Regions from separate parts of the Homo sapiens genome. Here region 2 is linked to region 1. Evidence: chromatin contacts called from ENCODE Hi-C data. All regions are on one chromosome and are shown on one strand. The core of a region is the stretch at or near the end of the contact, and the rest is flanking DNA. Distances in the headings are between cores, read along the strand shown.

Evidence for each region. Hi-C counts contacts between places; a loop is a spot of excess contacts on that map. Pooled maps may share reads with other maps.
Region 2: a loop to region 1 is called in a map of ascending aorta, with 3 times the contacts of the local background. The contact joins the promoter of CCN1 here to the enhancer-like site in region 1. A Hi-C loop is called at or near these places in 2 of 168 maps with a recorded cell type or tissue (ascending aorta and posterior vena cava) and 8 of 50 pooled maps.

The regions. Positions count from the first base shown.
Region 1 is chr1:85,525,298-85,529,816 of GRCh38, forward strand. It overlaps a transcript of DDAH1 not described here. Among named protein-coding and RNA genes, the nearest start is that of CCN1, 53 kb to the right of the region's middle. Within about 2 kb of position 1,787, at least 6 of the 41 ENCODE cell types and tissues checked have a DNase peak (open chromatin) inside an H3K27ac peak, as active enhancers do; they include ascending aorta, where a contact is called at or near this core.
Region 2 is chr1:85,578,659-85,583,177 of GRCh38, forward strand. It overlaps CCN1 (cellular communication network factor 1), which reads left to right and starts at 2,103. Exons shown (of 5, transcript NM_001554.5): 1 at 2,103-2,389; 2 at 2,707-2,920; 3 at 3,270-3,626; 4 at 3,758-3,966; 5 at 4,082-4,519. The coding sequence starts at 2,327. The coding sequence ends at 4,384. RefSeq lists enhancers at 1,671-2,193, 1,924-1,973, 3,240-3,761 and silencers at 2,084-2,213, 2,644-2,703, 2,714-2,763, 2,774-2,823.

The DNA.
Region 1 (4,519 bases), core at 537-3,036:
CGTACAGCATATGTATCTACATATTCTTCTCTCCCTACACATATCTGAACATGTTTCTAGCTAGCTGACTGTTGACACTTAACTCAGTTGATAGGACATGTCCTCTGGCTCATAGGAGAAACAGCAAAGGTTCAGTACATTTAAGTCTTTGAAGATTATGGGAACAAAAACTCAGTTTTAAGTGTCAGGGAATTGCTGTATGATTTTTACCACATCACTTAACTTCTAAGTTTTCTAATTATTGTATTGTACAACTGAAAGAATGATATTCACACACACACACACACACACTCCATACCCTTGAACACTGAGAGACAATAGACTGATCAGGAGGCTCTTACATCTGCAAGAAACAAAACTGGAGACTAGCAGGACACATAGCTTCTGAGTGATGGCGTAACAAGTTGCTATTTATACCCCATCTTCCATTCACCAATGTGAACTAGGGGTCTATCCCTGCAAGAGAGTAATTTTAGAGAATGAGCTTCCGGGTGAGCTCACAGGTTAACACTGCTTGTATCACCATCTTGAGTCAGCAGTGGATAATGCTGTGCAGAATAAACTAATTTTAGTCCTCTGCGGTATCCTTGTAAACACTTCATAGTGATTCTTTAAAAAGTCAGTGGGAACTTGCTATCTCTGCTTCATTTCCTACTCCCAATAATTTGCTAGGGTTATTTTTAGGTAACTGTGTCTTACAGGATTTGTTTAGGTGAGCTCCTCTGTTTCAGAATGGCCATGTGAAAATTCTGCCACAGATTTTGAAGTCAGAAGGCTGTCTGGTTAAATGGATCCAGAAAAATTACTAACAGATATGGTGACAAAGGACATGGAAATGTAAGTGTCCTGTATGTGCTACAGGAAAAAGTGCTGCCCATCTTTCCCTCATTTCAGCAACACTTTCAGTGAGCCCCAGCTCATGGAAAGAGAGACGAGGAGAGAAAAAGGCTTATTCCTGAAGCTAATAGCTTTCCTTCTCTCTCTAATACTATATGTTTGCAGTGACAATGATCCCTCAGCTTCTGAATCATCTCCTCATTCTGTGATGTACCCCTGGGTTCTGAGTTTCATTTCTTTGGCAGTCAGTCACATGCTGAATATAGAGCACCTCTAATTTGTTCAGTGTCTCATGGATCACTGAGAAAGAATAGGGCCTTATGACAAACTCCACTGGTCAGAGCGCCCGGATCTAGGTGTGTGATCACAGCCTTTAACACTTGACCAGGAACTCATATTTCATGGAGTGAGAATTGTGAGACCTTGCACTAGGGTTTTGTGATTCTGAGAAAGATGCTGGGTTTGGCTGTATTTATCAAGGAATGTGGATACCAAGAGAAGGGGCTGAGTTGGGAAGAAGGGGGTAAAGAGAATTCTAGGCAAATTAAACCTCTCAGCAACGAGTATCCCATAGGCCAGAAAGAGTGTGAAGGGATTCAGTCATATGTGAAAGAAGTTCTGTGGTTTTTGTCTTGTCTTTCTTGAAAACCTCTGGCCCTGGAATGTTTGATATCGATTTTCCCTGGTCTAAAAAGAGAATTAGAGAATTTCAAATGAAGTGTATGTGACACAAAGTGAGAAGAGAAGGAGGGAGGGAGAAAAGAGAGGCAGAATCGGAAATGTTAATAGGAAAAAGGAAGAAAATGGTGTGTCCTGTAATTACTTATATAAGAAAGGCAGCTAATAAGTGTTCCAGGGTAGAACTTCTATTTCTTGAATTCATTAAAAGTAATTTTGAGACTCCTGGATTGGTGGCAGTGGAGGCAAGACTTTGCTAAGGAGAACTTTGTTTAAATGTCTCTTTCCAAAGCAAATACACATCATACCAAGATATACAACCTATGTGTAGCTTCACTGTGCTGCTGGAAACTCTGCCTCACTAGGTGATTCTTCTTTACTGAGGATCCTGCTGTCCTCATCTACCCCTTGAAAAGCGAGTTTGATGGACTCTGGGTGAGTAAAGCAAGTCTTTCAGAGGAGAGGAGAGGCAGCACCATTGGCTGTCTGCCAGCGAAAGGCTTGTGCAGCGGTCTGGTCTCTGTGAACCATGCAGGCAGTGTTGCTGCAGGATCCTAAGAAACCAACCTTTTCAGGAACGTTGTGTAAAGGAATGTCTGGAATGTGTTTAGCCTTGAGAGTTTGCAAGAAGCCTTTATGGTTCATGATGAAGAATGGGAAAAGCAGTACTATAATGTTAGGCAAGACTGGTTCAGACCAGAGAGAGATGGAGGAAGAAATCATTAAAATGAAGGATAGGATTGTCTCTTTGCAACTATTAGATGCAGTTTCAGAATTTCCTTCTGGATTCTGTGCATCACACAGACTGTCTACTCTCATCCCAGGCTAATGAGAGGGTAGGTACTATATAAGTAGGTTATAAACTTTAAAATAAAAAAGCAACTCCCTGCAATTTTTTTTTCATATTGGTCTTTAGCTTAGAGTAGATGAATGAATGAACACTGTGAAAATATCAGCATAATTGCATCTTTTACTTTATATTATTAACAAATGCTATTCATGGAATCAGAAGTTCTATTTTGAATTACATTTTAAAGGTTTTAAATATATTTGAAGTTTTTAAAAATTCTATTTATGGGTAGATGTCTGTATGCATGTACGTATACACATATGGGAGTACATTTTGCCTCCATGCCTCTTTTCTTTATTAAACAAATTTGTAAATTTGTTAAAGCTGAAGGCATTGTTTTAACAAATGTTATTTAGTGTTTAAAATCATATTTATTGTGTAATATGGTTATTTACATTTTACCTTTATTTTGAACTCTTCATTTTAGGATTTCTTAAATTTTTTGTCTGCATTCCACAGTGAGTTAGTACACTCACATGTATATGTTTATATGTTATTTGTATACACATATAAATATGTGTGAATATATATGTGTATATGCATGTATATGTGTGTAAATGTATATAAAAAAAAATTTCACAAAACAAAATCTACCCTTACCAAGTGTGATGCATTCTGGTATTTCTATTCCATTCTATTACCTCATTTGTATAAAATTTATATTAATTTCCAGACTCACCAATGGGTCATGACCCGGAGTTTGGAAAATACTGCTTTACCAAGCCCTTTGCAAAATTTCATAATTGTATTAAAGTAAATAAAATATTATAGGGCAATAATATGGGTATGATTTTAAATGATTCAAGGAAATAAAAGGTTGCTAATAAAAGGACTCTATATTTTACTTACATTAGTTATGATAACTGTTGTTATATTATCATATTCTGAAGAATATTAACTTTTTAAAGAGGAAGACAGACATGCAATCCCTTCTTTGCTTTTTAAAGAACATTTTTTGCAACTTTTCAAACTTAAAAATTAAGCTACTTCCTTCCTTTAAGCTTCCTATACCCCATCCAATTTTTTTTAAAGAAAAGATAATGAGGCTCATGCCTGTAATCTCAGCACTTTTGGAGGCTGAGATGGGCGGATCACAAGGTCAGGAGTTTGAGACTAGCCTGACCAATACGGTGAAACCCCGTCTCTACTAAAAATACAAAAATTAGCTGGGCATGGTGGCACACGCCTGTAATTCCAGCTACTCAAGAGGCCGAGGCAGGAGAATCGCTTGAACCCCGGAGAGGGAGGTTGCAGTGAGCCGAGATTGCACCACTGGACTCCAGCCTGGGCAACAGAGCACAGAATTAAAAGTCTGGTTTTAGAACAAGCTCACTTGAGACTATTCTAAGAAGGCCATATGCAGCAGGAGGATGAATGCAGATTCAGGCTCTGGACACTTGATGGTTCCTTAAAATGGATGTGTAAATTTAACATTTAAGATAGGGTCGGATATTAATTACCAAAAAAAGGGTAATTATTTAAAGAAACTTTGTGGTGATTACATCTGTGAAAATGAAGAATCATTCTGTAATGTGAATCCTGACTCTAATTCAGAGGTCCTTCACTCACTAATTAAAACTGATGGACTGGTCAGAACCCAGTAGATCCCATGTATTCCAACTTAACACGTATGGTTTATAAGTATAAATTTTTGCATATTGAGCTGGATTAAAATAGGGGCCTATCCATACCTTTTCTTGATGCTGCCTGCAGAGTTTACAAATTGAGACTGAGAAATATATATTTCAAAACTCCACACATGACAGTATAGATTCCCTGGACAGCAAAACAGACTGTTCTAATAAGAATGACCCTTTGAGAATCTCCTTTTTGGACTGGCCCCTTCCTCAGTGGCAGGTGGGGTAGAAGCACTGCACAAACTTCTCCCCAACCAAGAGCAGGGAATTCTGAGTACACGATTCTCAATATGCCGTTCCACCCCCATTCCCACCTGGCTTTCTTCATATTGCCTCACCTGAATTGCCCACCATACTCAGTTGTAAGTGCCTGCTGACTTCTGCCTCCTGTGGTAGATTGTGGGTGGCAGAGGCCAGGCAGGGTGCTATCCTGTTCGATGTTGCGTCCCTACCCTAACACAGTTACTGGGCACATTTTCTGGTCACTCCATAACAATGTGTTGAGGGAAGGAATAGA
Region 2 (4,519 bases), core at 853-3,352, 54 kb after region 1:
GAAAAATGTTAAAAACGCAGGCTACTGCTATACCCAAATATGGAAATATTGTTACGTCTGGTGTCTGATTCACCATCTGGAAATACTTACAACCATGAAGTCAAATAGAAAAGACGCCACAACAGAAGCCAGGAACCCTCCTCTCCATTCTCTCTCTAGTTCAACCAGTACTGTCCCTGCACCCCTCCTCCCCCCTCCCGCCCCCCGTCACTTCATTAAGAAGGAAACAATAATGAAATGATAAGGCAGGAAAAACAGTGTTTTGTAAATAATAATTGATGTATTAACCTGTGTACGTGTTGGGCCCACACTTTCCTCACTGTATTTGCATAACACCTGACAATCCATTGTCTTGAAAAGTCTCCCACCCCTAACCCTCTAACAGAGCTTTAGAGATCCCACTCCCTCTAGCAAATGCTGCTTCCATTTATGAAAGGGCACTTTGGAATGAATGAAACTGAACTCCTTCCTGCAAGAATTCTCTTCACTGGAGTGTGTTTTCATCCTGACAGATTCTCATTGTGCTTATCAGGAAAGTCAGCATTAGCACTAAGGGCCTTTTCAAGCAAGACTGCTAAATTATGAAGTCTGAATAGCCTTAAACATTAAAAAGGATAAGTAGTTATCCTAGAGCATATGAGTCTTACATGATAATTTTTATTAAAATTATGCAAAAAGTTTTTGAAACTTGCAGGGAAAGTTTATCAATCACACTAATGGTATTGGTGATGTTCAAGTAAATTGTCTTGTGGTGGGGTCTTCTACTGAGTGTGTTGCAAGTAGAACGGGATCTTAAAATCTGCTGACATTTTTACTGCAAAATATTACATCCTAAATCTCTTTTCTGTACTTGGAGAGAAGGGCATTGCAATTCATTTAAAATGGGAGGCTTCCAGTGGTCCCTAGGAAAGGAGTTAAAAACCCCACAAAATGTCCAGCTTGAAGGAGTCTGCTTTTCCCAGAGATTCATAGGGCACAATGGTCCTGGAATCTGGTTTGGCCTTGCGGTCTTTGCAGGTGATGATTTCAGGCCACTCCACGGTGGTCTCCTGCACTTCTGGCTGGCTGCTTGGTTAGCATAGCCTCCTGCCCGCGGAGGGAGGCGGGAAGGGCTTACCCCGTCTCCTGCATCCGTGAGGAAGTATAAGTCAGCCTCCCGGAGAACTCCCCGCGTTCGTTTCCTCTCGGACTTCCAACCCAGGCAGTGGGCTGGAACTAAAGTGGGAACCTCCAAAAACAAACAAGTACAACATACCCAAAAGAGGGAAGGGCTGGAGGAGTGGGGGAGACCTCTGCCTGGGAATTTGCCAGACGATGGGCAAGTTTCCCCCCGCCCCACCCCCCCCCCGCCTTTTCATTCATAAATGCCACTGTGGGTATTAATTTGCAATTCACTGAACTTTGCTAATAAACATCATGCCAAAGCTTTGGGACTTGTTCCGAACACGCCTCTTTGAAGTCCACAAATATTCCTGACTCAGAGACACACTCCTCTTCCCCGTTCTACTCTTTCAACAGATAACTTGCCTCTCACCTTCGCTGTAAAAAAGCAAACAGCTCACTGCCTTCCCGGGTGAGGGCTTCAGTGGCTGCCCGGTCAACTCGCATCACCAAACAAAACGACTTTTGTTCCTCCCTCTCAGGTCCTCCCACCCACCCAGTCCAGGCAAAGTTCTGAACTGGCCCCCCTCGCCCCTCACGACCCTCCAACTACCATCACCACCATCACGCCCCAAAGAACCCTTCCCAACATAAGTCGTAATTTAAGGTGGAAAAAACGAACTGTTTTCTTGACGGGTCTGGGACACACACACACACACACACACACACACACACACCCCCCGAACTGTTTTCTTGACGGGTCTGGGAGACAGACACACACACAGACACACACACACACACACACACACACACACACACACACACACACACACACACACAAAGGTGCAATGGAGCCAGGGGAGGCGCTTGGCAGCAGCCCGCGCCAACCAGCATTCCTGAGATGTTTGAGAATTCTGGAACGCGCAGACAGAGCCGACGTCACTGCAACACGCGGCGCCTCCGCCGGCCCGTATAAAAGGCGGGCTCCGGGGCGCCTGGGCAGACCGCGAGCGAGAGCGCCCCCGAGCAGCGCCCGCGCCCTCCGCGCCTTCTCCGCCGGGACCTCGAGCGAAAGACGCCCGCCCGCCGCCCAGCCCTCGCCTCCCTGCCCACCGGGCCCACCGCGCCGCCACCCCGACCCCGCTGCGCACGGCCTGTCCGCTGCACACCAGCTTGTTGGCGTCTTCGTCGCCGCGCTCGCCCCGGGCTACTCCTGCGCGCCACAATGAGCTCCCGCATCGCCAGGGCGCTCGCCTTAGTCGTCACCCTTCTCCACTTGACCAGGCTGGTGAGTTGGACTCTCCTTTTGCCACCTATTCCCCGTCCGCTCTCCAGCCCCTTCCCCTGGTCCCAGATTGCCCACGGCAGGAAAAGTTAAAAAGTTCGCGATCGTTTGCGGGTAGCCGTTTCTTTAAGCACTCTCCCCCTCCCCCCGAAGACGTGTCGGGACCTCTTGGTGGGAGCAGCCTTCCGAGGTGGCCGGGCTGGACGAGATCAGAGGCTCCCCGTCGATAGGGTCGGAGACCCCCGTCCCTCACTGCGGCAGCCGCGGCGCCCCTCCTGCGCACCGCGCCGAGTCTCACGCGTATCTTCTCCCCCTTCCAGGCGCTCTCCACCTGCCCCGCTGCCTGCCACTGCCCCCTGGAGGCGCCCAAGTGCGCGCCGGGAGTCGGGCTGGTCCGGGACGGCTGCGGCTGCTGTAAGGTCTGCGCCAAGCAGCTCAACGAGGACTGCAGCAAAACGCAGCCCTGCGACCACACCAAGGGGCTGGAATGCAACTTCGGCGCCAGCTCCACCGCTCTGAAGGGGATCTGCAGAGGTAAGATGCTTGTGGTTTGGCCCCTTTAAAAAAAATACTAGTCCCCATAGTCCAGAAGTTTAGTAATTCTGAGACCATGTATGGTGATGCTTTGTTGTTGGTAGCTTGGCAGAAAGGCACATGATTTCAGCAGTCTGGAATGCAATTCAGTGTGTCTGGGCCCAACGAAAGCGCATACGGAAAAGTGATTCCTGACTAACTTATTGTTCTGGTCTGGAGTCTCCGGGGAATTGTAGGGAACTTTACCATAAATTGAATTTAACAGCAGAAAATATGTATGAGTTTCAGGCGGTGGTTTGGAATCTTAACTTTATCCCCTTCTACCTTTCTCTTTTGGTGATCTTTGCAGCTCAGTCAGAGGGCAGACCCTGTGAATATAACTCCAGAATCTACCAAAACGGGGAAAGTTTCCAGCCCAACTGTAAACATCAGTGCACATGTATTGATGGCGCCGTGGGCTGCATTCCTCTGTGTCCCCAAGAACTATCTCTCCCCAACTTGGGCTGTCCCAACCCTCGGCTGGTCAAAGTTACCGGGCAGTGCTGCGAGGAGTGGGTCTGTGACGAGGATAGTATCAAGGACCCCATGGAGGACCAGGACGGCCTCCTTGGCAAGGAGCTGGGATTCGATGCCTCCGAGGTGGAGTTGACGAGAAACAATGAATTGATTGCAGTTGGAAAAGGCAGCTCACTGAAGCGGCTCCCTGGTAAGTGGAGACTGAGCACTTCAGACACTGTACTGAGATGCATTTCTGGTCTAAATCTTTGTAGAAATGAGTGCTTGAGCCTGTTTGTGTCGGTATGCCTCTGAGAAGTCTTCCCTCTTATATGTCTCTAGTTTTTGGAATGGAGCCTCGCATCCTATACAACCCTTTACAAGGCCAGAAATGTATTGTTCAAACAACTTCATGGTCCCAGTGCTCAAAGACCTGTGGAACTGGTATCTCCACACGAGTTACCAATGACAACCCTGAGTGCCGCCTTGTGAAAGAAACCCGGATTTGTGAGGTGCGGCCTTGTGGACAGCCAGTGTACAGCAGCCTGAAAGTAAGTTCCTTCAGGGACGTGTAGACTGTTGCCTGGCAGGTGGGTGGGATGTGAACATCTTTTTGAAGAAAGAGAAATATCACCCCTAACTTTCCTTCTCTCCTTTCTCTTACAGAAGGGCAAGAAATGCAGCAAGACCAAGAAATCCCCCGAACCAGTCAGGTTTACTTACGCTGGATGTTTGAGTGTGAAGAAATACCGGCCCAAGTACTGCGGTTCCTGCGTGGACGGCCGATGCTGCACGCCCCAGCTGACCAGGACTGTGAAGATGCGGTTCCGCTGCGAAGATGGGGAGACATTTTCCAAGAACGTCATGATGATCCAGTCCTGCAAATGCAACTACAACTGCCCGCATGCCAATGAAGCAGCGTTTCCCTTCTACAGGCTGTTCAATGACATTCACAAATTTAGGGACTAAATGCTACCTGGGTTTCCAGGGCACACCTAGACAAACAAGGGAGAAGAGTGTCAGAATCAGAATCATGGAGAAAATGGGCGGGGGTGGTGTGGGTGATGGGACTCATTGTAGAAAGGAAGCCTTGCTCATTCTTGA